3 separate regions of the Mus musculus genome follow, and regions 1 and 2 are each linked to region 3. A link is a loop called in an ENCODE intact Hi-C map of the cell type or tissue named here. Cell type or tissue: left cerebral cortex. All regions are shown on one strand. Each heading gives the region's core, and the rest is flanking DNA. Links, peaks and the distances in the headings are about the cores only. Region 1 overlaps Ralgps1 (Ral GEF with PH domain and SH3 binding motif 1). Region 2 holds the start of Garnl3 (GTPase activating RANGAP domain-like 3). Region 3 overlaps Garnl3 (GTPase activating RANGAP domain-like 3).

What was found. Peaks named below come from ENCODE experiments on the same cell type or tissue, not always from the same donor. Only the 100,000 strongest peaks of a DNase experiment are listed, where the experiment ranks them.
Region 1: it touches region 3 in a loop (1.9-fold over the local background); 9 of 42 quality-filtered maps call a loop at or near these places.
Region 2: a loop joins it to region 3, with 2.8 times the contacts of the local background. A loop is called at or near these places in 14 of 42 quality-filtered maps.

The regions. Positions count from the first base shown.
Region 1 is chr2:33,344,373-33,354,266 of GRCm38, reverse strand. All of the region lies in intron 1 of Ralgps1 (Ral GEF with PH domain and SH3 binding motif 1), which reads left to right. Among named protein-coding and RNA genes, the nearest start is that of Ralgps1, 22 kb to the left of the region's middle. In left cerebral cortex, for the core only: CTCF peaks have their summits at 4,970 (motif pointing right) and 6,430 (motif pointing right); DNase peaks (open chromatin) are centred at 4,976, 6,460 and 7,462; H3K27ac peaks cover 1,309 bases.
Region 2 is chr2:33,125,614-33,135,507 of GRCm38, reverse strand. Garnl3 (GTPase activating RANGAP domain-like 3) reads left to right here and starts at 4,889. Exons shown (of 30, transcript NM_001355200.1): 1 at 4,889-5,084. The coding sequence starts at 4,993. It overlaps Ralgps1 (Ral GEF with PH domain and SH3 binding motif 1), which reads left to right. Exons shown (of 20, transcript NM_175211.5): 20 at 1-2,089. In left cerebral cortex, for the core only: CTCF peaks have their summits at 3,486, 5,058 (motif pointing right) and 5,799; DNase peaks (open chromatin) are centred at 3,727, 4,382, 4,707, 5,620 and 3 more places; H3K4me3 peaks cover 3,018 bases; H3K27ac peaks cover 1,616 bases.
Region 3 is chr2:32,985,593-32,995,486 of GRCm38, reverse strand. It overlaps Garnl3 (GTPase activating RANGAP domain-like 3), which reads left to right. Exons shown (of 30, transcript NM_001355200.1): 26 at 322-440; 27 at 3,226-3,364; 28 at 4,708-4,923; 29 at 5,855-5,981; 30 at 8,657-9,262. The coding sequence ends at 8,831. Among named protein-coding and RNA genes, the nearest start is that of Slc2a8, 8.5 kb to the right of the region's middle. In left cerebral cortex, for the core only: a CTCF peak has its summit at 5,155 (motif pointing left); DNase peaks (open chromatin) are centred at 3,198 and 5,041.

The DNA of each region.
Region 1 (9,894 bases), core at 2,971-7,970, 360 kb before region 3:
GTTTCTAGCCTTAGTCAGGAGGAGATTCTGAGGACCTGTCAGTGCCACCTCAGTGGTCGGGTGGCGTTTGCTGGGAGGGAGGAGTAGGGAGGGCCATGGTAGCTGGTAGAGAAGTAGGCTGGTGCCCAGAGTCTGTGTTGCCTGCTCTTGTAGATGGGAGAGAGGGGGGTGCTGTCAGGGGAGCAAAGCGTGGGTGTGGAGAGGCTGGCCCAGGGTTGCTAGCCTGAGAGCTTGGGATGGACCCCAGGCCCTAGGTCATCATGCCTTTCAGCCATAGGTCCTACTCTGAGGTGGGAAGTTGGGAGGTAGGGCTGCTTGAAAAAGAGCTGAGGGGGACAAGTGAGCTACTCTCCTGCAGTGAGCCTTATGGGAGCCTCGGTTTTGCTTTCTTCCTAGCTTTGCCTCCTAGCCCTAATTTGATGGACCCTTGGTGACATTCTGCCTTCGCTTTATTTGGACTGAAGTACTATGAGCCAAATATTTTCTCTTTGTAAATCTGTCACCTCTGGTGTTGTCTTATGGTGACAGAGTGTGATTGGCACAGGCTCCTCTGTCCCAGATCAAGCTGTGGTTGGGTTTCCTCTGGTTCTCCTTTTGAGAGTTTCCTTCCCCATTTGTCTGTTCCCTCCTGGTCCACACTTGTGGCCACTCTGACAGCTGTTGCTCTTTTGTTCCTGTTGCTATCTACTCAGACACTGGTCTTCACGCTCCGTCGGATGTGTGTACTCACCACAGAGAGTTCTCATGTCCAGGTCAGCTCCTTTCTTTACCCTGAGCTGCCTCAGCCATAAACCCGTGGCCAGAGCTCAGATCACCATGTAAGTTTTGGGTGGCTCTGAAGTGCTGGGGGTGAGGGAGCCAAGGATGTGCAGGCATGACTGTTGCCTTCTAGGCACTGTAGGTGTGCTGGCCATTCCCTCCCACTCCTTCCACCCTAGTTTATGGACGCTCTTTCCTTTAATACTCACGATGCTTGTTGAGCCTCTTCTCATGATCCTGGCTACACTCTGCATCCTGCCATGCTTTGCATCTGTATCTTTTAGTCTGCTCTGCCTTACCTTCTTGGCTAGACGCTCGAATCTCCTTGAAGGCAGCTGTGTCTTACCCAGTGTCTCTCACACAGTAGCTGCTTATAACTTACTGCACTGAAACCAACGTGGGCTCTGCTCTGGCTCCCAGCTTCCACCTCTCTGTGCCCATCCCCGAGTTTAAGGAAAGAGTATGGGAAGAGGCAGAGTGTTTCCTGAAGTGTCAAGATTCTGTTTGGTTAGGAACAGCCACTAAAATATTAAAGGCCGTGTCAGGACAGCATTTCCAGGTTCTTGTATTAGCTTCATCTCCTGTCAGCCCTGATCCTGAGGAGTGGAAGGGCAATTGATGTAGCATGTAGGTGTGTTCCCTAAAACATAGCCACCTGTGTGGGGTTGGTTCCCAAGGAGGATGCTGGAAAGCTCTTTTGGTTTACCATGTGGGGCATAAAGGGACGTGGACTCAGCTGTGGATTTCTTAGAAAGCGTATAGCAAGCAAGCAGTGGAGTGGGTTAGCCCAGGTCAGCCTGGCTCTGCATATGGGCTCCTCTCTGCTGTCTGCTGTCTGTCTCACTAGCACTGTTTCTTGAGAGGTGTAGTAGCCACCCACTTGCCTGCAAGCTGGAAGAAGTTTCCCAGCCTTGCCAACCCCAGGGCATTTTGGGCTGATCTATGTCCCTAGTGAGGTCACAGGTTACCAGCTTATCCCACATGGGTAGCCTGTTGTGAACAGGGGAGAAGATACCCTGCACACAGCTATGAGCAAAGCCTTGGCAGAGAGGGTTGCCGCTTTCCCTCATCCATTCTTGGTGTGGTGCCTTATTTGAAAGGCCACTTCTTCCTTTGGCAACCCTCCTGTAAATGTCCCTACTGTGTGTCCATCTCCAGGCTGACACTGCATCTAGACTTCCTACAGCACCCATTAAATAGGTGATGGACCATGTGTCATCTTCATTACTGGATTGGGTCACAGCGTGGCCGCATTCTTGGCCACCCTTCCAAGATATCCAGAAGAGGGTCACTCAGGCATCACCCACAGCCCTATCCTAAGAGCTTTAGTTACCCACAGCTGCCTTCTGAGCAAACTCTGCATGTTCTCACATCTGACTGAGTCCTATAGGGCAGTGGGTAGAGTTTGTTTCAGACACAGGGGCAGTGGAGTGCCTAGAAATGGGAGGGGCCATGTGGGAACAGTATGATCTAACCATTATCTCATATCCTCTTTCTTTTTTAAAACTTTTTATTGGTTCTTTGTAAATTTCACATCATGTACTGTAATCCCACTCATCTCCCTGTCCCCTGGGACCTGCCTTCCTCCTTTGTAATCTCTCCAAAAGAAAAATATCTTGTTGTGAAAGCTATAGTATATCCCACAGTATACCCTTTTATCCATACTTCTTTGCTTGCAAATGTTCGTTGCAGTGAATGTTTGATCTGGTTTGAAGCCTCTGGCTTCTGCTATACTATCAATCCTGGAACCTCAGTGGGTCTCCTTTTGACTATCCTGTTGTTGCCCTGTGTCACAGAGCTCCTGGAGCTTTGTATCTATAGGACTGGCTTCTTCGCATGTTCCAGTGGTTCATTGGTAGGGTACATGTGGGATCGGCCAACTCAAAGCCCTGGATCTGGACCTGAGTGGTATCTGAGCTGGTCAGCCTGCCAACTCCCCTGCACCCACACCACCAGGGCAAGCTCTTTAGCCCTGTCCTGAGTAGATCATCCAGTATTGCAGTGATCAAGGGGTAGATACAGCTCTCCTGTCTCATGCTATCAGGGTTTGGCTCACCCATGCCTTCACAGCTGGCTCTACTGTGCTGCCCAGGCAAGGTGCAGGGCCTGCTTTCCTGAGTGCTACAGCAAGTGAGGGTCAGGGCCAGCTCTTCTGCTCTGATGACCTAGAGGCCAGCTCACCTACCTGCAGTAGGGGGCAATGGAGGGCATCTCTCTCTTATCCATGCCACGGGAGATGAACGGCAGATCCAGCTTTCCCATACTCATACCCTCGAGACCAGGTCACCCGTGACTCCTGAAACCAGGGAAGCTCCACTGTGCTTCCTGGGATGATGTGTGGGGGTGGGGATTGCTCTCCTGAGTACTATAGCTGACTAGGGGCAGGGTCAGCTTTCCTGTTCTCACGCCCTTAGGGCTAGTAGCTTTCCCATGGTGTCCAGGCAAGGGGTGGGGCCAGTTCTGCACAGCTCTCAGCCACCAACATGGTCTTGGGAGGCAGCTCCGACCAGGGATGTCTGTCTAGTCTTTGGTGGTAACAGACCCTTGCTGCTGCAGGGACACAGACTCAGACATGGCCCTCAGTGGCAGCACAGGCCAGGACCTCAGCATAGTCTTAGGTGGCATCCCTGGCTATTCATGTCAGGCTGTCCCTCACTACCCTTGAGTCTGCCTCTCTTCATTGTACACATATCTTTTGCTTCTCTTCCATTTCTCCACCATCTCCTGGCTCCTTAGTGGCATCTTTGGTCTGGGGTCATTTTAGGAGTGGTCTCAGAAATGCTATGCCCTGGCCACACAGTGTGGCACCAGGCACCAGGCAGGGGATGTTTTGGGTGTGATCTGCCTGCCCAGGCCTACATGGTGTCTGATTGGTGGTCATCTCGGGCTTGCTTTTTGTTCGGAGCCTGTGGTGCCAGAATGGTAGTTTTATGTTTTGCCCCCCTCACCCTCAGGCCACACGGCCTAGGTGGGATCAGCTCATCTCAGGCTCACTTCCACCAGCCTTTATAAATACAATCTCAGAAGAAGAAATGACAGAACGGTGCAGTTACTTATCTAGAATGTTCCTTAATTTAAAATTTTCTTAATAAAAAATAGATTTCCTGTTTTAATTGAGAAGATAATGCACAGCCAAACCCAATAGACTGCCTAAACAAGTCTCTGCACGGGGTATGAAACCAGCTGTTAGCCATGGCTGCTACCCCATTTCTTTCATTCTTTTTGTGATAGTACTAACTTGTAGTTTCAGCCACTGTTGCATAGGGGATTCCTATTCCATGTGCCAAACTCAGGCTCAAAGAATACAGCTCCCAACCCCAGCAGATACAACTGAGCCTTTTATCCCACTCTCTGTGACAGAGCGACGTTGCCCCGATGCTTGCCTTGCCTGTGTTGAAGATCCTAGAAATGCAGCTCCCGTTTCCTCGCCTTGTCCCTCCTTTCATGTCCTAACCCCTTCCTGGGGTGTGTTCCAGCCTTTTCCATCAGCTTGCCATCATCCCTACACAGTAGGTCTCTGGTGTTTTAAGAAACTTGTAAGCATTTAACACACAGCTTCCAACACAGAGCTGCACTAGGCCCCATTGGTAGACTGAGCTGCATGCCCCACCTAGCTCCTCTGCTTCTGCCATTGTGTCAGGTACCCAGTGCTTCTGGTGGCCCTCTCCTGTGCCAAAATGGCTTTCTTCCATAGGGACAGTTGGGCATGGGTTGGCTGTGTGTGGCTCCTCCTTGCAGCCTGAAGATTTAACACCCAGACAAGCATAAAACCCTCTTCTGTTGATCTCTGTTTCCCTTCTAGAGGCCCTAGCAGCTACATGCCACTCCAGGTTCTGGCCTCACGCTGGGCACCCCCACATTCTGAGGAACCTGTGTCCCGAGGCCTGGCATTCCTGTATGAGTCTCCCAGACTCCCTGCTAATGGCCTGGGCTCTGGCTCTGTACTGCCAGCCCTCTCTCTCCACCTCAGTCCAGTGGTGAACTGCCAACTGTTGTCAGTTACAATGAGTTAATTTATAAAAATAAGTGAGTCATTAGACACATATGATTTAAAATTCAAGCCAGCTAAACAAATTCCACCCTGACTCTGACATCCTAGTCCCTCATTGTCACCGCTCAGAGGGCAGACATAGCTTCATACTATTGTACACCTTGGTGAATCTGACTTGGCACTGTTGGAATACCAGTATTTATTTAAACAACTGGCCACCAGGTGGCACCAAATTGCCACACAGAGCTCCAGCCTCCCTACCCAGAGGCTGTCTTTAATCCAGTGAGCTGCCTTTCAAGTGTGCAACTACTTTTACCCCTAGGTGCTGTGTTGCTCCAAGTGTTTTCCATACCTACTATAAATAGACAGCATTGAAGTATACAAAACGGTAGACATTTAAGTGCACCTGGAGTTTCTTTGGGAGGCAGGGCTGTTAGTTTGTGTAGCAGGTTTTCTGTATGTCTTCATCATGTGTGTGCATGTGTTGTTAGCAGCCTCAAGCATGTGTTTGTGTAAGCACTTTCTTAGTGAGATGTGCCAACTGGAAGCCAGTTCTCCCTGCCCTGCTCATGGGCCTCTCTAGTTCTCCTCTTTATCTAGTATCACTTGCTGACAAGCCGTGTATTTACTGAATGCCTTATTTGCTGTTTACTGAGGGGTTTCCGGCTTCTTGCTTGCTGCTTTGTCCCTGGAATCCAGGATAGTACCTGGTACAAATAGGACTTTGGGCAAACATTTGTTGGCTGGATGAGTGTGCTGATGTGAGCAGGCGCCTGAGCTGTGGGCATCTTTCATTGTCTGTAAGTCCTGATGTCTTGATTGTCTGATGCAGTGTAATGGGGCACAGAAGCGCATGTGTGGGTTGGAGTCTGTGGCTTCCTGGTGCAGGCCTGGTGGCCTGTCCTGATGGTCCCTGCCATGCTGAGTGCAGCCATGGCCTCGTGCTGTGCTTTCAGCTCTTGTGGGTCTTCATGTTTCCAGGCTTGAAGGTGCCGTGTCTGCCAGGAGTCCAGCCAGGGGACTTTCCACATCAGAGATGCTCAGTCATCACCTGCCACGTGATCCCACAAACCTTTTCCTGGCATTACTGGCTGCCTTTGGTCTTTCCATGTTCCCTTTCTATCCTGAAGTTAAGCTTGTTAACATTTAAATCTGCCAGGTGGGCCATGGATGGGTGACTCAGTAGCCAAAGATCTGCCTAGTATGTGGCAGAACCCAGGTTCCATCCCCAACACTACAGGAAGCTAGTCAGAGCACGCACACACCCATGCTGGCCGCTGGTTTCCTTGGCTTCCTGACATTATTGTGACCCTGAGGGAGAGCTGCTTTCTTCTAAGACTAAAAACACAAATCTGTTTTTCCTCAAATGTTTTAATTTGGGGGGGGGTCTGTTTAACTATTCCCTTTTGCTGAGCATTTATTCTTTTTGTTTGTTTGTTTTTGCTTTTTTGTTGTTGGTTTTTGAGAGAGGGTTTCTCAGGCGGTTCTAGAACTCACCCTGTAGACCAGGCTGGCCTTGAACTCAGAGAGATCCAGCTCTGCCTCTCAGATGCTTGTATAGAGGGGAGAATTGATGAATTTATGTTATTGTCTCAAAGGGAGTTAAAGCTTAAAAGGAAGATTTAAACGTATTTTTATTTTATGTGTACTGGTGTTTTGCCTGCATGAATGTGTGTACTGAGTGCATGCACTACTTGTGGAGGCCAGAAGAGGGCGACAGATCCTTCGGGACTGGAGTTGCAGATGGTTGGGGGCCACCACATGGGTGCTGGCAGGTGTGTGTGTGTGTGTGTGTGTGTGTGTGTGTGTGTGTGTGTGTGTGTGATGGGTCCACTGCAAGAGCAGTGAGTACTTTTAACCAAGGGGCCATCTTCAGCCCCTAGAACTCTTTAACAAAAACATTAAGTTTATTGATTCTGTGTGTGTTTGAGTGTGTATGTGTGTGGAGGTCAGAAGACAGTTTACAGAGGTCTTTACCATGTGGGTCCCAGGGACCAAACTCAGGTTGTCAGGCTTTGGTGGCGTGAGCCTTTGCCCCTGAGCCAAGCCCTTAAAACCTTTTAATGAGAGTTTATTGTTTTCTTCAGGTGACTTCTGCACATTTCTTTAAACTCCTTGCCCAGGTCTGCTCTGGTTTGAGCTGTTGTGTTTATTGCTGGATGCCGTTAGTGGAAAGGAACCGACTTTGAGGCTGGATGCCTGGCACCCAGAGTTCCTTCCCTCAAGCTAGTCCTGTTTGCTCATTCATGTCTTCCTTCCCCGGGTTTCAGGGCTGAAACCATTTCATTCATATTTTAAGTTTGTTTGTTTCTCCAGCAAAGTTTGGAGAGGAGAAAGCAAATATGGGGGTGCACTTCATGCAGTGGAGAGCAAACTCAGTTTATGGAGTGCTGTGAAAATGTCCCCTGTCCTCACACACTTGTGGACATTCACACCCCTCTCATCCCAACAGGGCCCTATAGCGTGTGGGATGGGGCTGCAAGAGCTTGGCGAGCTGGTTGAGCCCCTGCTTTAGCCTCTGTTCACAGGTGACAGACCCTGTGTGCCTCTGTCTGCCAGCTGCCCACTCGCCTCATCCTCTTGGCACAGTTCCTCTCCTCTTGGGGGCTGCCCAGCTACTTGTTACGAAGTTGGGGCCAAGGACAGTGCTTGTGGTGTTTGTTAATGAACGTGTGATTGCAGATCCACCACCTACCCCTACCCTCCTGGTTTCAAGAAGAGGAACTTGGTCTCAGGACTTGGAGGAGTGACTGAAGAGAACAAGAGCCTCATTGTGAACCAGGCCAGCACCAGGCATCCCAGCTCAGGGCTCTCTGGCTTTGTGTGTAGGATCGTGTACCCCTTTACTGTACACCTTGTCGTTTCTGAATCTTCATTGGCAAGGGTCACCGTGTGGAAGCAGGGACACAGTGGGGGACTGTTCAGGGGTCTTGGGTGGCTTGGGTTTTGGGAGGAGACTTGGCTACAGAGAAGCACAGAAGCATCTCTGCACCTGCCGGGCAGAGACTGTGACCCCTCTCCTTGAAGTAACATTGCTTGCTTAGTCCCAAGGCAGATGTTCTTTGAATCATTAAAATCAAGCATGTGATTGAGTGGAGAGGGGCCCAGAATACTAGACTCCTGATCTAGACACCCCACATCCTTAACAACGCAGAAGGGAATCTTCTTCCCAGACTTCTGAGCCATCTTCACAAAGATGGGTGTCTCACATCTCCTCACTTGCCTTTCCCAGAGCGCTCTCTAAAGCCCATTGGCCACAGCAGGTCTGACTCACTGTGGCCCTGCTGCAGGAGGGCCCATGCTTGTGACTTCTAAAATAGAGAGTACTGGAGGAGGGGCAGAAGCAGAGCAGGCTCAGGCTCCTCCCCATTGGTCTTCCACACAGCTTCTGTGCATGAGCCAGCAAAGAGTGGTGCTCCCAGTGCAGTGACCGTGACAGCACATCCCAGTTCACCCCTGGATGCGGCTCTTTCTCCCAACCTGTTTGGGATCCATTTTCATTCGTGCTTGCAACATTTGGAAGAAATCACACTCCTGTAATTGGGCAGGCTTGGTTGTATGCATTTTCTTTGAGACAGCCTCTACTGTCTTAGGAAAAAGTGATCATTCTGCTTTGCCCTTAGGGCCTGCTCATTGGCCTGCTCATCTCAGGCCGTCCTGTGCTTTCCTGAGCTGACAGTCTTGAGGAGCGCTTTGCCTGGGAAGAACCCAGGGCTGCATCTGGGCTTTTCCTTTCCCTCTCTGGGACTCCCCCCACCCCCAAAGAGCAGAGAAAGACGCGGGGTTGTTCTGTGGTTCTGATAACAGCTGCCACGCTCTTAAGGAATTACATCATGAGAACTGCTTTTACTCTTGCATTGTTTGGGTTTCCAGGAGGGTTGGCAGCAAGAGTGTGTTTGCCTGTGTATGCAGGAGACAGGGTGGGGAGGGCTGAGAGGTAGAGAGGTCGAGGGAGGGTGGGAAGAATGGGTTTTTGTGTGTACAGGCTGCTGTGCCCAGCCTAAGCAGCTGATACCACCTTCCCTATGGATACAGAGTTCAGATGTGAAAAGATGTGTCTGCACATAATAGTTGAATCCATCTCCCTCAGTCACTGTATTTACATCTGCAGAGTGGCGTCTTAGTATTGCTGTTGATGTGAAGAAGCATCAAGCCCATGGCAACTCTTAGAAGGAAAACATTTATTTGGGGCTGGCTTATAGTCCAGAGGTTTGGTCCATTATTGTCACGATGGGAAGCATGGTATCTGAAACCTCAAAGTCCACTGCCAGGGACACACCTCCTCCTAATAGTGCCACTCCCTATGAGCTAGGGGCCATCTTCATTCAGACTACCACAGAGGAGGTTTACAGAATGCATGCAAGTCCTGTCTCCAGAGTCCGGGACAAAGCCTCTGTGGCAGAGGCACTGAGGGCCAAGCTGTATTTGCTGTCCTTGGGTCTAGGGCTGGAATCCTGCACAGAGCAAGGGTTGGTGAACCCTTCACTTGTGATCGGACGAGGGGAGAGCAGAGGCAGGCACTGATGCTGTGGCCACACAGGCTCCTGTCCTGCTCGCTGGGCTTCCTCAGCACCTGTAAGATGGGAGGACACAGCTGAGGCAGTGAGAAGGAGCCTCTGCTGACTGTGCTCTGGGACCCAGTGCCCCATGCTGTGCTCGCACGCTTGAGGCCACCTCCCATCTCCTGACCCGGAAGACCCCTCCTCAGCTTCATACCAGCACTGTGGCTCTTCTTAGTGGCCCCATGTTGGCCCTTTTAATGCCCTACCTAGTTACACACTTCATCATGTGCAGGAAAACTGGACTGCCCCAGTCCTTCAGAATCCACGCATACATGCTGAGGACAAGGCTCAGAGATTGGTAGGACTTTCTGCTCTTCTCCTGGACCTGAGTTTAGTTCCCAGCCCTACAACTGCCTGTAACTCTAGCTCTAAGGGACTCAGTGCTATCTTCTAGCCTCTGAGAGTATATCAGCATATACACAGGATGCACATGCGTGTGCACACACACACACACACACACACACACACACACACACAAAATAAAATAGAAATGGAATTTGCTACCACTTGTTCACAACCTTGAATTAGAGGATTCCCAGTACCTCCAAGGAAAACCCCTAACCCCGCAAGCCCACCCGCACC
Region 2 (9,894 bases), core at 1,581-6,580, 140 kb before region 3:
TCCCACAAGCATCCTTACCATGAACTCTTGAAGACAACTGCTTGAACTTTATTAGTGAAAAGCCTTGTAGGACTTTTGTGAGCCTTGAAGGTAGTGGGAAAGCCCTGTCTATGGAGTTAAAAGATATTTGTCTCTCCAAGCAGGGCCTTAGGCCAAGCATACAAGCTCAGTGCTGATATCCTCGGCACAGCTTGTCACACAAGGCTGCAAGGGGAGGTGGCCAGGTCACATGACAGAGTCAGTGGTCCTTTGGTGGACTCTTAGCCTTGAAGGAAGCTGTTCTGCACTTTTGCTCCACTGTCCATCGTACACAAATACTGTGAAACTGTTGGAGACAGACCATGGCACCCCAAACTGAGAGCTGTAGAATGCTGTTTAGAAACTGGGATGGGCAGCTGGTAGAATTAGGAAGTCCCAAGAAAAGCCTTCTCACTCACAATAAGAGTAAACCTCTGTCCCCTTTCCAGTGTACAAGTTTTGCAATACAAGGTCAGCCAAGTGTCCGCTGGCAAGCAAGATACCTTGTGGATGCTGGACTTGGTGGGAAACACTCCTACACAAGCCAGCAGGAGAGTCCGGCCTTCCCCTGCCCTGGCTGAATGCCTTGGGGCACTTGATGCTGAGCAGGTAGACACATCCGTGGCTCGCCAACAGGCTCTCTGTATTTCTCCTCCTTACCAAGATGGCCAGTGTTTCTTCCATCAGTTTACTCTTGCCTCTCGAGCCTAAGAAAGGTGTGGTGGTTTTTTGTTTGTTTTGTTTATTTTTTAATATCAATTTTCAGATGGAAAATGATCTGTAAAACTGGGAAGCCATTTATAAGCCAAGGCTGCTTTAATCTGCACGTGGCATCCAGAGCTTTGCAACCTCTATTGAATATTGCCAAAAGCACAGCTTCTCTTCTGTGTGACCCTTAAACTGTCCCTGTGTCATATTGATATGTTGGGTGATTTCATGTTATAAAACAAACAAAAAACCCACCCTGCACAAAGCCCTTTTGAAAGTGTATTTATTGCATAAACATTCATATGTCAAGTGAATACTTCTTATACCCCAGGCTCTACCCAGACTGAAAAAGGCTAGAAACAAGACAAATCCAATTTTGGCCTTTGTAGAACTTAACCAGTCAATGACCAAATAATTACCACCTCACAAGCCAACTTTGGCAAGACCCTATCTCTCCCCTACTCCTGAATACAATCGTGTGCATTGGTTCTTCCAGGAAGACCAGATTGAATGGAAATGTTGGGAGAGTAAGTTGCATTGAGGACTTGCTGGAGTCCCGACATGGGAGGCTGGCTGGCTCTAAGCAGCCAGATTCTGATCTGTGTTCAAGAATGGTTCCAGGGAAGACGCCAAAGGCAGGATGAGAGAGTAGGGTCTGAGTGCTTGCCGTACGCACAGCCCCCCACCCCGTTTACTCTGTAACTTCAGTGTTAATTCATATACAGTATGAGTGGGAGCTGCGTGTCCCTGGGAGCCGAGGACTTGGACTTTGGTCCATCTTGTAAGCTGCTGCTGCTGCACAAGTGTGTGTCCCATGGACAGCCCCAAATTGCCACTCACCGCAGCAAGGTGATAGGTCATCTGCCATTTTGGAAGGACTTTGACCATTCAGTAATGAAATAATAGTAATTCATTTATTAGTGAGGCATACTCTTTAATAAATTTTGTGCCAAAATGCATGGTTTCCCACTTAGCATTCAAAATGTTGTATAAAGAGTAGTTTTCAATTTCTTACATGTTCTTCCAAGTAAACTGAAAATGAGTTTTCACATCTTACTTTGTTTCTTGTTCAATCTGCTGCACCCCCCCCCTTAAGCTGTCTTTTTTTCCCAGCAGACCCTGCATGCAGTTGTGTGAGGACTTTTCTCTAACATTTGTAAATTGTCTCATCTGCAATAACCACTGAACATCATCCCTCCTTGGGAGTCTTTAGATTTTTGGTGAAGTATTTTGTTACCTCAGTCTTGTATCAAGTTGCTGTATTTTTCAGCTTGTTACACTGATAATAATTGTTTCACTAATTAAATACTTTAATGTACAGACATCTTTGTTTACTTTGAAATTAAATGTGTTTTCCAATGAATATCGTTCTATTTATTAGTGTCACATGCAGTCAATTTGACAGGCAGCTGCTGTGCTACATGCCTGGAGGAGCCCAGGGCTCTGCTGAGAGTAACTAGGATGTAAATATATAGGGAAAGAACAGGGACAATATTGTGGATCTCTTGGAGAGGAAGGCAGAGGGTCTGGGGATACCTAAGAAGACAGGGGGCCTTGAGAGTTTTCAGATCAGAAGTCGCAGAACATTAAGGAGGCTGTAGGAGTGGGGGGAGGGGGGTCAGGGAGACAGAGAGGACAGGATGCACATGGGGAAAAGCAGGCAACCCGAGATTACTGAGGGAGAGTTCCAGTCAAGGTGATAATCTGAAAAGATCTGTCAGGAGGAAGTCATGATGCATAAAGCAAACCCACTCCAGTTTGATTAGAGGTAAAGGAGAGAGGGAGAAAGCGAGGGAGGGAGTAAGGGAGGGAGGGAGGCAGAGAGAGAGCAAGCGCCAGCGAGCAGGAGCGCAGGAACTAGAGTAGATTGGGGATCTCAGTGGCAGCTCCCAGGCATACACACCCATTCTTGCTCCTGTCTCTGCTTGAATGAGACCAGAACCTTGTGATCGCAGTGAAAGAGCCCTGCTGCACAAATTAGCACACACCTACACTTTACCTGGGAAGAGGAACTCTCAATTGAGCAGCTTCCTCCATCAGATTAGCCTGTAGACAGGTCTGTGAGGGCTTTTGGTAGTGGTGGTGGGGTGCTGTGAAGGATCTAAGCCCACTGTAGGTGGTAGTATCCCGGGCAGGTGGTACTTGGCTAGATAAGAAAAGAAGGTGAGCAAGCCAGAGGAAAATCTGTTAAGTGCTGATTCAGTTCTTGAGTTCCTCACCCTTCCAGCTCCAAACTGTTGTACCTCGTTGTGGACTCCGCTTCAGCCAGGAAGACCCGCATCATCCAGGCACCCCTGAAGTGAGGAAGAGGCAACGTGGGCGGGGCTTGTGTAGGGCAGGGGAAGCTAAAGGGCTCTTGGGGCTGAATAGCCAAGGGACAAGAGACGCAGAATTGCTCCAAGTACAGACCTCAGTTTCTGCTTGGGACATTGAGCTCCTGCTCTGACTTCCCAGATGATGGGCTGTAGCCTGTAAGACAAATAAAGGCTTTCTTCCCTAAGGTGCTTTTGATCACAGCAACAGAAACTGAACTAGAAATAGATGGCAAAGCCATCCTTACTTAAACTCAGATGAATTTCCACACCCAACTACAGTGCAATGTTACAGAACTCAGATGATGCATCCGACTCGGGGAGGAAATGAGGGGTGGAGGTTAGAGCTGTCACAAAATTGGAAGGTTATGAATGAAAACCTGAACCCACAACTGGTAGACAACCAAAGCTCCCCTCAGCCTCACTGTGTCAGACCACAAACAGCCACCAGGAGACAGTAGTACCTCCTTTTGCTGACTGGTTAGATCCTGAGGTAGCGCAAACCTCATGGTGGACCCCAGTTCAGGCAGGAAGACCCGCACCATCCAGGCACTCCTGAAGTGAGAAAGAGGCGACATGGGCGGGGCTAGATAGGCGGGACTTGTAGGCGGGGAAGCTAGAGGGCTCTTGGGGTGGAATAGCCAAGGGACGAGAGAACAAAATTGCTCTAAGTACAGACCTCAGCTTCAAGAGAAAAGAGGCGGAGCTCCGGGGTTGGGGGCCATGCCTGTGGGCGGGATGTGGAGAAAGGCGGCCCCCAAAAGAAGGCGGTGCTACGATAGAAAGGACCAAGAGGTGCTGAGGTGAGGAGGGTCAGCAGAGAATCCAGCAATCGGAGCTGTGGAGCGGCGGGCCGATAGAGCGCTCTGTGCTGGAGGGGTAGGTGGGAAGGGCCTAGATCTGTGGGAATGGTAAGGAGCGGGAGTGATGGGCCGTGGACCCGACGAAGTTGAGGATCCAGTGGGCATTGGGAGCCTGCGTGCGCTACACAGAAGAACGGAGGGAGCGCGGGTAGAAGATCTTGGTGAGGCCAGTTCAGGAGGGGCGTGGCTGGAGCTGGTGTAGAGGCAGGGTGGGGCCTGCACTGGTCTGAGAAGGGCCGGAGAAACGGAGATCGTTAGCTCGGGGCGTGGCCTGTGCCCAGACTAGGGAGTGAGGTGGGTTTGGCTAAGAGATGGGGCGGGCCCTTGGCAAAGCTGAAGGGCAAAGGGACTGACTGGATAAGGGTTTGGGGTGGGGCCTGAGCCCACTGATAGGTAAGGCTTGGTACTTGGGGCGGGGCACGGGTGGAGCCTGAGCAGAGCTGAGAGGAGATCTGCGTGATTGGGGCGGGGCAAAGGCGGACAGGGGCGGGACCTGAACCTAATTCAAATAGACTGGGTTGGGGCGGTGAGGGGGCGGGGCCTAAACCCAGCTGAGTGGTGAGGGAGGATCTTCTAGATTAGGGGCGAGGCAGGGGGAGGGCCAAGGCCTCAAAAAGGACCAAAGGGAGTGGATTCGGTAGGAGATCAGGGAGGTTCCGGAGACTAGCTCCGGAGAGATGAGGCAAACTTCGCTAGGCTAGGGGCAGGGCTTAAAGCCAGAGGTTCGGAAGAGGCGTACCTGCTAGAATGGGGGCGGGGCAGAGGTGAGGCCTAAAGCCAGAGGCGTGGTTAGGCCGTTAGAGTAGGGGCGGGGCCTAAAGCCTCAGGCGTGTTCAAGGGACCTGATTAGAGTAGGGGCGGGGCTTGGACCCCGCGAATAGTCTGAGGGCGTGGTTAGGCTGGAGTTCGGGGCGGGGCCTGAGGTCCCAGGCTGGGCTGGAGTTTGGGGCGGGACAGAGGCGGGGCTTGGGTCCGGTGAGGGGTGCGGGGCGGGGCGTGGGCTGCGGCGCGCTAGCTGAGCGTCCGGCCGAACACCGCCGAGGCCCGAGCCCACCCGAGTGTGCCCGAGCCGTCGGCCCCCGCCCGGGGCGATGGAGCAGGAACCCGGCGGGGCTGCCGCTGCGCTCCTGCGGCAGAAGAGGGCGGCGCTGCGGCGCAGGGGGTGCAGCTTTGAGAGTCCCAGGTACCGTTGCCCCGGAGGGGTGCAGCCTCTAGGGGTGGGAGAGGGGAGTAGGCCACGTGGGGGTTGGCGGTGTGAGGGGACAGAGTGTGGCGAGGCCGCGGCGTGGGAGGGAGTCGGCGCAGAGCCCAGTAGAGCGGCCGGGCCACGCTGAGGGAGTGCCCAGCGGGAGGGCTAGAGACCTGTGTCCGGCCGGCAGATGATGTGGACGTCCGAAGCCTCGGCCCTGTGACAGGCCCTGCACACTACGGCTCAGGGAGGTCTTGGGCTGTGGAGAACGCGACCTGCCTGCTTCTAAATGCTCAAGGACAAGGTCGGAACCCCTAAGCCCCCAAAAGGACACCCTTTAGGCTTCTCTTGCTTTCTATAATCCATCCTCGCACCCCAAGTGCCTGGCCACCTGCTGCCTATGGCCCCGCCCATCTGTGGTTGGGGTGGGGGGCACCCTGCATAGTTCCTAGGTCCTTTCTCTTTCCCAGGTTGTCCGTGCCCCTCCCGGACTTACCTTCCTTAACTGGCGCCCTCCTGAGGAACCAGCCTGGCCGTAGGTGAAGCTTGGCTGCTGCCGGACACGCCCTTCCCTTTGCGGCTCTTGCCCATGCCTATCCCCGGCTTACTCCCACCTCCAAGGAATTCCTTGTAACTTGAAATGGGTCCTGCTTCCAGGTGGACTCATTCCTTTCAGAATGACTCCAGCACCACCATCTGGGCCAGATTTTCATCAGTATTCTGTAATAATGGCCTTAGGGAGGGTATCCTGAAGCCAACCCCCTTCCTCCTAGCCTACTGCTGCCTGCACCCCTGAGTTTTTAATTGCCATAGCATGGGTAGGGACGAGGAAGAGAAAAAAGATGTAGGACTCTAACCTCCACTGAGGTGGAAAAGAGAGTTCATTTGCTAAGGCACAAAGCAAACCAGCCAAGATCCTTAAAGGAAGGTGTGATGCCCTTAATTGGCCTTTCTCAGACTCAGTCCTTGACACACTGCTCCAGCAGTTCTGATGCTGTGTGGTAAGGACAGATATCAAGGCTGCTCTAGCCGCTGCCCTAGCCTCTTCCCCATCACCACAGCTGCCTCAAGCCTGGCCCATCACAGAGCCTGAAGGGCTTGGGCACTCCTCCCTCAGGCTGTAGAACTGCTCATCAATTCTTTTTGAAAGTCTTTCTTGAACTCTAGGCTTAGCTTTGTGTGATCAGCACCTGGGCATCTGCCAAGAAGGTTCTAAATATTTGTGTGGTGACCTGAGTGGAACATTTCCCTTCCATAGGAGACCCAGGCAGCTAACAATCTCTATGGCTTGAGCATGAAGAATAGGAAGAGGTATACCAAGAGACTGGAGCAAAGAGAATCTCTCAGGTCTGAGGCAGCCTGCTTAGGACAGTGCTGCTACAGAACTTCCGGACATGAAGGAATGGTTCTGTAATGCAGCCCATGCAGTCCGGGAGCCACAGACACCTGTGGCTGTGGAACACCTCGCCAAGACACCTGAGTGTTGAGTTGTGCTTAGCCTTCAATGCAAGTAACCACATTGATCCCAGCACTACCCCCTCAGCCAGCATTAATTAGCTTTCTCAGGCTCAGTCCTTGACACATCTGCTCCAGCAATTCTGATAAGAGCCTTAGGAGGACTGAGAAATGCGTACCATAGTGGACAGTGCTGGCATAAAAATTAGACTTCCTTCCCCTTTGTCTTCATGACCATATTCTTCAAGAACTGAAATGACTTACAAGCCTCCAGGTGTTTTTGTTCTCTGATACACCATGACATTATCTAGTGGCTTGTGAGATAATTAGGATTAGCTTTTTTTTTTCTTTTTTTCTTCTAAAAATAATTTATTGAATGAAATTTGAAAATGCAAGAAGAACATAAACAGGATAATTAAATTATTTTGATGGTAGTATTGATGATATATAGTCTCATATAGCCCTGGTTGGCCTGAAATTCACTATGTAAATCAGGCTGTCCTGGAACTCACAGAGACCTGCCTGCCTCTGCCCCTTAAGTGCTGGGATTAAAGACCACCACACCCAGTGGATAGTTTATTGATTCATAATCCCACTATAGATATAATTGGCCTTTTCTCCATGAATATTTATCATTTTAATTGACTTTTCACTCAGCACATCATAAACCCTGGAAGCAATCCTTACATATTCCTTAAAAATTTTTTTTCAGTTGCTGTGTGATCTCCTACTATATGGATGTCTAACTATTTTTAGCCTATCTTTTACTACTTTCACTCTTCCTAGAGATGCAGTTCATTTATGTATAGTCACTTGTGTGTGAAGACATCACTGGCCCATAAGATAAGATCATGAAAGTGATGGGAATTATGGGTCAGGACAAAAGAGCCTCTTAAAGTCTTCTGCAGCAGGATTCCAGAGTGCTCTCCTAGGCATTATTATTATATTTGCCAAAGTGATACCTTGTCATTTGAATTTCTTTATTTAGTAATGATGCTTTTCTCATAAATCATATTTTTTTACTTATTTTAAGGTATTTGTATATATGATCATCATTTTCCTTTGGAATATTTATCCTTTCCTAGTAGAATTAAAACTTTTTTTTATTTATTAAGGGGAATTTTGCGGTAAATATATAGCAGATTTTTTTTTCCAGTTAATTATTTGCCTTTTCACATTCTGTGTGGTGGTTTTCCAGTGAGTGTGTGTTTGTGTGTGTGCGCGCATTTGTGTGTGTGGTGACTATTGTCTTAAACTTTAGAGCCACTGATTTCTTCCTCTTGTTTATACTCATGTAAAAGAATCTCTTTACTTAAATAGATAGTCATCTACAATTTCTCCATGTTTAATGAAAATTTACAGTTAGCATATAAAGTAGTTCTCCATTATCTTTGTTGTTCTAAAAACAGCTTCCTTAATTCAGTAATCCAAATGACCTCATGATTCTGGCTCAGTGTCAGACCCTCTTATCTACATCTTGACCGAATGGGTGCATGGCTCCTTAGACCAAGCCCATTGATCCAGAGGCCTGCAGCTGTCTGAGAGCTTCTCGGCTGCTTTTGGAACATAACTAGGAGGGGAAGCCTTGCCACCTCTGTATGCCTCAGTTACTTCTCCTGGCCAACTGTATCAAGTTTAAACACCCTTGCCTCATGGTTAGTCCCTTTGAGAATGAGTGTTAGCCATATTTACCTACTCATTTTATCTTTGTGTGTATATGTGTGTGTCTACATGAGTGTGTACTTCTGCAGCATTAACAGTTTCACGGTTCTCTTTGCTAAATATCCTGTGTGAGTTCTGATAGCTGGTGTGCAAACACAGCAAGCTAAGAAAAGGAAGTGAAGGAGCAAGAAATGGCCTAGGGACTGGGCATCAGGCTGGTGGTAATGAAAAAGACTAGCTCTCTGTACTTGGAGGCATCAGGGAAGACACCCGTGCTGTTAAACAACTTGCCCTGAATGTGTTCACTGTGACTTTATAGACAGGCAGATCAGATGGTGGCAATGCACAAGGACCTGGGCTCAAGTTTCTGCCTTTGTCAATCAAGCAAGTGAATTAGGAAAGTTGCTTAGCCCTCTGTGAATCTTGGTTAACAAATTTTTAACCGCCCTGTATTGATGTGAGCTTTAAATGACCTAGTGTGTGAAGTGCTGCTACCAGGAGTGTGGGAAGCACTGGGACTGACAGCTGTGGACAGAATGATTAGCTTTCGGATGAACGTTCTTAGCCACATCTACTCTGAGTAAGACACTAATAGGCAGGTCCATGGTATTTTAAGATTCTGTTGCTTTTTTTGCCCCCATTTCTAACCATCAAGAAAGACAAGTAATGAACTTGTGTTATTTTAAATATTCATCACTTGCTCTGTCACTTGGGCTGCAACAGTTCATGGAGGCTGAGCTTCAGGTGAACTACAGCGTTAGCAGGTTACCTTCCAGGGTTGAGTTTACAGAATCAATTTTTTTCATTAATTTTTTTTTATTCATTGAGAACTTCATATACTGTATTTTGATCATATTCTCCTCCAGTTCCTCTCAACACCCCTTCCTGATTTGAAAGCCAAGTCCTCCATGGTAATGCAAGAAACTTCTTCAGCATCCTCTGTAGCTGGTCACCTAGATTCTCATGTTCTGGATAGGGTCAAGGAGTCCTTAGTTCATTCATTTATTTTTTATGTATTTATTTTCATTAATTAATTTGTTTATTCACTTTACATCCCAATTGCAGCCCCTCCCTCCTCTCCTCCCAGTTCCATTCTCACAACCCCCCTCTCTCAGAGAAGGGTATCCACCTGCCCTGGCACATCAAGTCACAGCAGGACTAGGCCTCATCCTTTCCCACAGAGGCCAGGCAAGGCAGCCCAGCTAGGGGAAAGGGATCCAAAGGCAAGGAACAGAGTTTGAGTCAGAGACAACCTCCACTCCAACTATTAGGGGACCCACATGAAGACAAAGCTAGCTGCATACCTGCTATTTATGTTTAGGTCCAGCCCATGTATACTCTGGTTGGTGATTCAGTCTGTGAGTCCCCATGGGCCCAGGTTAGTGTGCATGTGTGTGTGTGTGTGTGTGTGTGTGTGTGTGTGTGTGTGTGTGTATTTGGTGTAGTAGTAATAGTAGTAGTAGTAGTAGTAGTAGCAGCAGCAGCAGCAGCAGCAGCAGCCATCTACATTGTTCTTTTAAGTCAGAGTCTCTCATTTACCAGGAGGTCAGGAAGTCAACAGTCAGGCTTGATTAGCTGACCGGTGAAGCCCAGGCACTTTCCACCAGTCTCCATCTTTTCAGCACTCACAAGCACATGCTACCTCGTCCAGCTTTTTTACATGGATTCTGAGCATTGAACTACGGTC
Region 3 (9,894 bases), core at 2,876-7,875:
CAAGCCAGAGGGGCGCAGAGAAGGGTGACAGTGCTAGAGGCACATGGGCCGAGCCAGGCAGGAAGGGCAAAGGGAACTTTTCAAGCCGTCATGTGCCAAAAGGGTGTCAAGATGCACTCTGGTGAGTGTGGGGTAACTCCCACAAGACTGGGCAGCTGAACCACTGGAAGACCAAATAATGGAGCATCAGACAGGGGCGTAGCCATGACGACTGGTTAGAGTACGCCCCTGGGAGGCAGGACCACCCATGTGATAGAAGTTTCTAGAGTGTTGAGGATGACTGAACAAGTTCAGCCAGCTAGCCCATCTGTTCCCTTGCAGTCTGCGCCTTCCCATACCTCCTGGCCTTTACTACCGACTCCATGGAGATCCGCCTGGTGGTGAATGGGAACCTGGTCCACACGGCAGTTGTGCCACAGCTGCAGCTCGTGGCCTCCAGGGTGAGTGGAATGCAATATGGCCTTAGCATCCTGAGCGACCTGCTCATCACACCAGGCCAGCTGTTCTGTGTGTGGATGCCAAAAGGGAGGTGGAACTGCTGTGTGGATTGGTCAGCAGGGTTACCGTGTGTGTGTGTGTGTGTGTGTGTGTGTGTGTGTATGTGTGTGTTTGTGTGTGTGTGTGCCCTCCTTGTAGGGTTGGTGAAGTGGCTCAGCAAGGGAAGCACTTGTACACACCTGATGACCTCGGCTTAGTCCCTGGAGCCTATGTGGGAGGTGGAGACAGGACAGCTCCACACAGTTCTCTCTGCTTCAGGAGACCTACTGGTCCCAGGGCAGCTCAGGCACTCAACTGTGTAATTGCACCTTCTTCTCTTCATCTAACTATGATTGGTGGTGTGTCTTGTCTGTCTGTCTGTCTGTCTATGACTGTATATGTATGCATGCACCACCTGCCTCAGTCAGCTCCTTCCTTTCACAGTGTGGCTCCCAGATCTGAAATGCCAGCTGCCAGGCTTGGTGGCAAGCCTTTACCTTGGTGCCTTTACCCGGAGCTTGCACGTTCCTCCCTGCTCACTGCCAAGCTTCAGTTTCAGGTGTTTCAGCCATGTGAAACATGTCTCATCTTCTAACCCACACCAGTAACTCAGAGGATGCGCAAATTGGAAGGACACTGGAAAACATGACCCAGGGTGTCTTTGTCTAGTGTCCACACCGTGATTCCACCCCACAAAGGCCCCTCTCACTCTTCCAGGCCATGCCCCTGCCCCCTCCCTTCCGGCTCCTTCCCAGTCCTGGTCTTAGTCATGATGGTTGGAGACAGCTGCTGCTGTGCCTCCCTGCTGCACCACGGCTGTGACTATGTACCTGTGTGTAGACCAGTGCTTCCAAAATATGGACATGTTAAAAACGTGTGTGCATGTGTGATTGTGGACTGTGAGTTTACTGATGTAACATAATCTTAGTTTACAGATAACAGTATAATATGCCCATCTCCATAAAACCTAAAACCACTTAGTTCTCAGAAGATACATTTTTTTTTTCTGAACCCTTGCATCTATAACCAAGCCACGGGTTCAACTTCACCCTAAGTTTACAGTTGGCATCCTACCTTGATCCACTCATTATTGTCCCAGTGGGTTTATGTCAAGAGATCTGTCCTGAAACCAGATGTGAGCTAGATATGTGGCTCACATCTGCAAGCCCAGCACTTACAAGCTGTTTGGAGGATTGCTGTTGTGCTTGAGACCAGTCTGAACTGCCTAGTGATGCGCAAGCTAGTCTGCGATACAAGTAAAACTGTAACTCAGAAATAAAAACACCTAATGTGTAATCAACTGTTGAATTAACTTCTGGGCTGGAGAGATAGCTCAGTGGTTAAGATCCCTTAGTATTCTTGCAAAGGACCCAGGTTCAATTCCCAGTACCCGTGTGGTGGTTCACAATGTCTGTTCCAGGGGATCTAGTCCTTCTGCATGTACATGGTACCTAAGACATATATTTGGAAACACACACATACACATAAAATTAAACAAGTTTTAAAAAAAATATATTTCTCACCAGAAACAAATCACACCTCTTAAACTAGAACTTAATCTGGCTGTTGCCCTAGACTCAATACATTTTGGGTTGGGTTGGGTTGGGTTTTTGGTTTTTCGAGACAGGGTTTCTCTGTAACTCTGGCTGTCCTGGAACTCACTCTCTAGACCAGGCTGGCCTCGAACTCAGAAATCCACCTGCCTCTGCCTCCCAAGTGCTGGAATTAAAGGCGTGCGCCACCACTGCCTGCTCAACACAGTTTTATCTAACTTCATACTGGTATCTGATGCTGAGAGTCCATCCATTGGATATGATGACACCAGAATCAGGAAAAGCCAGAGGGGAGTTCCCAAGTAACAGTAAATATAGCCAAATAATTAAGAATGGTTAGATTCTGATGTTAATTCTGACATATTTAAGTTTATACCATTTGTTTGGGGAGAGGGTTCAACATGTAAAAGTGTTTGCAGAGCAAGCATGAGGACCTGAGTTCAAGTCCCCAGCACTCATGTAAAATTCCAAGTGTGGCCACAAGCATGCCTATTAATCTGGTGTGTGCAATACTGGACAGAGGCAGGATGGTTACTGGGGGTTACTGGCCACCGCCTAGCTCCAGTTTCAGCGATACCCAGTCCTAGGGAAGGAAGGTGCCGAGAGATGGAGCAGGATACTTGCCTCCCTCCTCCGTCCTCCCTCCTCCCTACTCCTCCCTCCCTGCAGATACACAGTCATGCATAAGGCACACACATGTGGATAAACAACACAAAGCTAATTTTATAGCTTTAAATTTTTATTGATAGCCATGTTTAAGATCAGACTTGTGAAATTCCTGAGAGCTGGCTCTCAGAGACACATGTAATGTCCCATTACTGTGGTCACCAAAATCAGCAGACAGACAGCTATGCTGGCGTATCTGCTGACTGAGTGAAGCAAGCATCCATTTTTCTCACTGCAGAATGGTCCTGATGGAATCCCCGAGGTCTGTCCCAATCCTGAGACTCCTGAGGGAAGTGTGCGTGCCTTGTGTTGTGTTTGTGATGTGAGGCAAGTGCAGAGAGAAGGAAAGCAAACCTTGGGAAATATGATATGGCTGGGTCAGATGCAGACCTGCACTGCATGCTCTGACGGTCAGGAAGTCATGCTCTAGCCTGGGAACCAGTCAGGGCCTTGGCAGGGGTGCAGGACAGCCAGTGTGTGCAGAGCCTGGCACACAGGGCAGCTGGTAACGCTTCCTCTTTCTTTCCAGTCAGATATATACTTCACAGCAGCCACGACTGTGCATGAAGGCTCATCTGGAGGCAGCTCAAAGGGAGCCAGTGCCCACACGTCTCCTCAGACACCACCAGCCCGGGACACTCCACTGTTTCCTTCTTCCCTGGGGGAAGGTAAAGTCTAGCTTTTCCTGTCTTCTTAATACACGCTTTAGAGCCTGAGGTCTTAGGGTTATTGTCAGAGCTACACCTGCTATAAAAGTACTATTCAGGCCGGGCATAGCTCCATGCGCCTTTAATCCCAGCTCGCAGGAGGCAGAAGCAGGCAGATCTCTGAGTTCCAGGACAGTCTGGTTTACAGATCGAATACCAGGGCAGCCAGGACTACACAGAAAAGTCCCATCTTGGAAAAAAGAAAAAACAAAACAAAATTGTACAAGAAGTAGTTGTTGACATTGTCACTGTCTAAAAAGGAAGAACTTGTTTGGCTCTGCTCCCAACACTTGCGCGGTGAATGAAACAGAGAATCCCACACGTACTCAGACAACAAACAAAAACAGGCGAAATCCTGTTATGCAAAACATTGCTTCAGTGTTCCAGAGTGCATGCAGCTGCAAGCTTCATGTGTTTCTCCTGGGGGGTGGGCTAGTGGGTTTCATAGGGGAGATAGTGGGTTTCATGGGGGTGCTAGTGGGTTTTGAGGCTAAATCTTCAGCCCTCAGGCCACAGTGTGTCACTCTAGGTTTGCTGATATCTCAGAGGCCTTTGCCAAATTCCTGTGGGGCTGGGAACAGCAAGGGTTTTTGTAACTCCTTGCCCATCAGTCATCTTTATTGTTTATTGTTAGGATGAGTGTCCCAGGCGCAGGTCCTTGCTCTCCTTGCCTTGACTATTTTTCTGTGTAAGCACAACTGGCAGCAAGTGTATTTTATCAAATTCACTCAAGAAAAGGGAAGCTTTGCAGCAATCGGGAAAAAAGTGAATAAAAAAATAAATTAATAGAAAAAAAGGAAGGAAGCATCTTCATGCTAATTATGTGAAGAAACAAGGAGTTATTTTCAGGCCAGCAAGATGGTCCTGCAGGTAAAGGCACTTGCCATCTGGCCTGACGAGCTGAGTTGGATCCCTGTGTCACAGATGGAAAAAGAGAGCTGAGTCCTGGGACATCTGACCTCCATACATGGACACATGTGCACATACAATAAATGTAATTTAAACCTTTTGGGGAGTTTTGTTTGGTTTGTTGGTTTTGTTGTTGTTGTTTGTTTGTTTGTTGGATTTTTTTTTTTAAGACAGGGTTTCTCCATGTAGCCCTGGCTGTCCTGAAACTCTCTGTATAGACCAGGCTGGCCTCAAAGTCAGAGACCCACCTGCCTCTGCCTCTGCCTCCATAGTGCTGGGCTTAAAGGCAAACACCACCACTGCCCAGCTTGTACTTTAAAACTTTTAAAGAAAGAAGTTGTTCCGTTATAATTACATGAGCCTAAAGTTCTGGTCTTTTCCGAATTGTGTTTCAGGTGAAATTCAGTCTAAAAATCTGTACAAGATTCCACTTAGAAACCTTGTGGGCAGAAGCATCGAGCGACCTCTGAAATCACCCTTAGTCTCCAAGGTCATCACCCCGCCCACCTCCATCGGCCTTGGAGTCGCTGCCATTCCTGTCACGCATTCCTTGTCCCTCTCCCGCATGGAAATTAAAGAGATTGCAAGCAGGACCCGCAGGGAACTGCTAGGTAACCATGGCTGCCAGGCTTTGTCCCCACGGCTTGTGACTAGACCAGCGGTTTCACCTTTGGCTGTCTATCACTTTCAAAACCCAGAGGTTAAAAGAGAACCATGAGGGGCTGGAGAGAGGGCTCAAAGGTTAAGAGCACTGACTGCTCTTACAAAGTCCTGAGTTCAATTCCCAGCAACCACAGGGTGGCTCACAGCCATCTATATAGTGAGATCTGGTGCCCTCTTCTGGCTTGCAGGCATACATGCAGGCAGAACATTGTATACATAATAAATAAATACGTTTTAAAAAAGAAAGAAAATGACATCTTTTAAAGGGGGGTGGGGTGGACAATGGGTCCAGTGAGGAGGCTCAGAGAGTTCAAGCACTCCTTTCAAATTTGACAGCCTGAGTTGGAGCTCCAGGACATATATGGCTGAAGGAGAGCTGACTCAAGCTGTCCTCTCATCCACACACAAATGATATGATAAAGTAATGTAAAGAAACTCCCTTCAGAAGAGATTTATAAATCTGTCAATCATAATTACATCTACACCAGAGAATACTGTACCATTTCCCACCAGGGATGGTGGTAATCTCTAGTACTAGGACAGAAAGCATACCAAGCCATGTTAACAGGGGAAACAGGCAATGAGAACAAAAGGCAGCGCACGCCTTTAATCCCAGCAGTCCAGAGGCAGAGGCAGAGGCAGGTGGATCTCTGAGTTTGAGGCCAACCTGGTCTACAAAGCTCTGGTCCAGGACAACCAGAGCTACCCAGAGAAACCCTGTCTCAAAAAACCAAAAATAAAATAAAGTGGGCAGGAAAACTGGAGGGAAGTGGGGTAGATTTGATCAAAACTTATGATATGCCTGTGTGAAATTTGCAAAGAACTTTCTGTCCCCTGTGGTAATGGTCCACTGGCCTGTGGTTTTCCTCTATAATGTAGGCCTCTCTGATGATGGTGGAACCAAAACAGAGGGAGCACCAAGGGCCAAATCAAAAACCCGGAAGCGGTTGGAAGAAAGCCAAGGAGGCCCCAAGCCAGAGACTGTGAGGTCAGCTAGTAGTGACAGGTAAGAAGGCCCTGCTCTGCTGGATGGTGGCCAGCAGACGCCAGCATGCCCAGGTGTTATGTTTATAAAAAGAAAGAAAGAGCCAGGATATGTTTGATAGAGACAGGTACTAGTCATACAACAGATACTGTATGGAATAGAGTTTATTTAGGGAATGGGGAGGGGAGTTGAAGATGGAGTAGAAACAGAGAAAGACAGAGAAGAGGGGGTGGGGGGGAGAGACTGGCCAGGAGCATGTGGAGAGAGAGGGGGGATAGGTGGGGAAAGAGGGAGAAGAGGCAGAGAGTAAGAGAGTAAGAGGATAAAAGAGTAAGAAGGGGCAAGCAGCCTCTTTTATAGTGAATCAGGCATACCTGGCTATTGCCAGGTAACTGTGGGGCAAAGCCTAGAAGGAATACTAACACCAAGAGTCTACTAGCCCAGCACCCTACAGGGTCAGTACCCACCCCACTATGAAGGTCCCAGAAAGGACAGCTGACAGCACAGGGCCGAGATAAGAGAACACTGTCACCAGCAATCAAGCAAATGTTCACTAAAATATATTGAGAGACTAGAGGCAGCTCAGCTAGAGCCTTGCCTGACACGCACAAAACTGTGCACATGCACACACACAAATGTACACATGTGTGTGAGAAAAAAACAATACAGAAAGAGATGGGTTTTGTTTTTTGTTTTTTGTTTTTTGTTTTTTTTAGAAAAGGTTGTGGCATGTAGTTTTAAGCTCTAACCGCCTTTACTCCGAGAGGTGATCACAATACCAATCCCTACCCAGCTCCCCTTGAATCCAGGACAAACAATAAACACACAGTTCATCCCTTTTCTACTTGCCTCTGGCACAATTGCTGGGCACTGCTATCTCCCACCTGGAAAACGAGCCTTTATCTATATTCTTAGCTCCATACCTCCCACCTGCCCTAAACTTCAGTGGCTCGTCCCACCTAGTCCCTGCCAATCATCCCTGACCTGTAGTAGTAGCCACAGGCCCCAGTTCCTCCCAAGACCTCAGTTGGTTGCCCAGTTCTCCTCTCTCCAAAGCATCGAGAACTCCGTCCTCCTTCCTTACATCTCCCTCTCTACCTGCAGGGCCCAGAAGTCCCACCTTTACCTCCGCCCAGCAACTGGCCCAAGGCTTTCTGACAGATCAAAAACCAAGTGGGGAACAGGACTTTAACATAAGCACTGCCCCTTACACCTCACCTTTTCTGTCCAATAAAAAATATTTTTAAAAAACTCTTCTCCCAGACATAACAATCATGTAAATTATATAGTATGATATAAAAATGACATCCAGTCCATCATATTTGTTAATTAGATAAAGTACTCTACCATCACTCCTAACTGAAAGAATTATGATTCTAACTGGAGTATGTTAGACTTTAGCTGACAGTGCTATCTGAAAACATGTCTTCCACTCTATAACCTCTCTCCTAATGTTAAACAACTTGAGTATAATTTTGAGACTAAAACTAGTCTTCAGTCCCGTCAGAAATCTGAAAACTATTTAAACATTACCTGGGTATTTAGGAAGCACCAAACATAGCTTCTCAAACAACCGTAGAAACAGCCGACTGCCTGGACAGCCCATTAATTACTCAAAACCTTGTAGCATCAGTCTTTAGCATGCTGGCCCAGGGTCATCTGACAGACCCTAGCAAAATAGAATTACCTGCATACCCTGTCTTGGCAGAGTCAACAGTTGACTATTTTGCATAATGTGTCCTTTTTCTGGATAGTATTTATTCTGCAGATGAAATAGGCAGTTTCCACTCAGTGGCTACCTTGTCACAATAAGCAACCTTGCTTGGATGTGAAGATGCTCAATTCTTCTTTGAACTAAGAAGGGGGTGCTGTCAGGAGTAGATATGTCTCATTGTCAAATTGCCTCTGCCTCTGCCTCTGCCTCTGCCTCCTCTTGAATGCTGGCATTAAAGGTGTGCAGCACCACCACCTAACAAATAAAGAGTGTTAAACAAACAGCAACAAACCCACTGTAAGTAGCTGGGCATGATGGCTCAGGCCTGGAATATCAGCACCTAGGAAGTAGAAACAGAAGAATCATTGTAAGTTCAAGGCTAGCATGACCCTGGTTCACAGTAATAATATTAAGGGGCTGGAAAGATATCTCCGCAGTTAACAGCATTTATTGTTTGATCTTTGAGGACTCAGTTCAGTTCCCAGTACTCACATGGTAGCTCATAATTATCTGTCATTCCAGTTCTAGGGGACCCAATGCCCTCTTTTAGCCTCTCAGGGCACAGAGATGCACAGGTATAAAGATATACATGCATACCAAACATCAATTTGCATAAAATAAAAATAATGATAAACAACAACAACAATAAATCATGGTAGGAAGGCAGGTAGAAGGCCCACTTGGCTAAGGGTCAAGAACAGAGGAAGCAGCACAGGCCTGGCTTGGACCGCATGGTAAGAACGGGCACAGATAACAGGACTCTGAGCCACTGCTCTGAGCACGGTGCATGGCCAGGGACACAGAGAAGAAGGGACCAGCTTCACAGAGTGCTAGGGAGGCCGCAGGAGGTCACGTGGACAGGGTGGAGGGCAGCATTCAGGGCTCTGGGGCATTTGTGGGATCACAGACTCCCTAAGAAGTGAAACCCTGCACTTGTTCACCTCGGTCCTCCCACCCTGTGACAGCAGCTTCTCTCTTCCAGGATCCCATCAGGAATTTTGGAAAGTCCGGCATCAGAAGCCAATCCCGAGGGCCACAACCACTGGGCAAGTTCTGAGCAGGACGCTGGGGTGGATAAAGAGGGCAGCCCGGGCTCAGGCAGCAGCCCCTTCCAGCTCATGGCCTCCTCAGAGGAAGACATCATTGACTTGAAATAGAGTCTATGCCCTATTGGCCATCCTTAGTTTTCTTACGCAAATTTATACTGTTCAAGCAGCTCCAACGTCCAGTCTCAACACAGCGCGCCTTCGGCCAGGCAGCGATCCACGGACCAAACCTCCTGCGCCCTCAGCCGGTGGGTCACTTCTCCAGTGTCCAGTGCCATCTTTCTCGACCCTGTTTCTTTCCATTCAAGAACCGTCGGTCCCCTTGTAATAAAGGTGGTAGATTTCATTAAGGTTTTAGATCAAAACTTTGAATAAATCAAAAACGTTCATTCTTATTCTCTGCAACCCTTCTCATATTTTATAGGTTTAGATGGAAATTATTTTTTTCGAAAATTTTGACTTATGTCATATAATGTTTCTTTTATGGAAAAAAAGATGCTGCTTTTTAATTTTACTATAATATAAATAAGCTTTCTTTCTTGGCCCTGTTACTGCCTGTTCACTGGGGTGGGGCCCCCTGCACTCCTGCCTGGAGCCCTGGGAAAGATGAATGAAGCCTCCTGCTTCCTCTGCTTTCAAACAACAAGGCCAGGGCACCCGTCAGCGTCTTAGGATAATTCATCTCACGACTGGGAGGTCGTGATGCCGGGAACCCTGCATCCTTGCCGTTGAGAGCGTCCAGATCCCCTGACTTGAGTGGGTCCACCTTGTTTGGTTTGGTTTGCAGTGTCGGCTGTGGAGCCCCAGGCCTTGCATGCACCAGGCAAACAGGCTGTTGCTGAGCTGAGCCCTGCTGTGTTCTTTCATGTGAACCCAGCAATTGTTCTTCCTCTTATAGATACATTGGAATGTGAAGGGCTGGAGAAATGCCTCAGCGGTTAAGAGTACTTTAGAGGACTCTTAGTTAGGGTGTCCATTGCTGTGAAGAGACACCATGACCAAGGCAACTCTTTGAAGGACAACATTTTAGTTGGAGCTGGCTTACAGGTTCAGAGGTTCAGTCCATTATCATCAAAATGGAAGCATGGCAGCATCCAGGCAGGCGTGGTGCAGGAGGAGCTGAGAGTTCTGTCTTGCTCTGAAGACAAACAGAAGACTGGATTCCAGGCAGCTA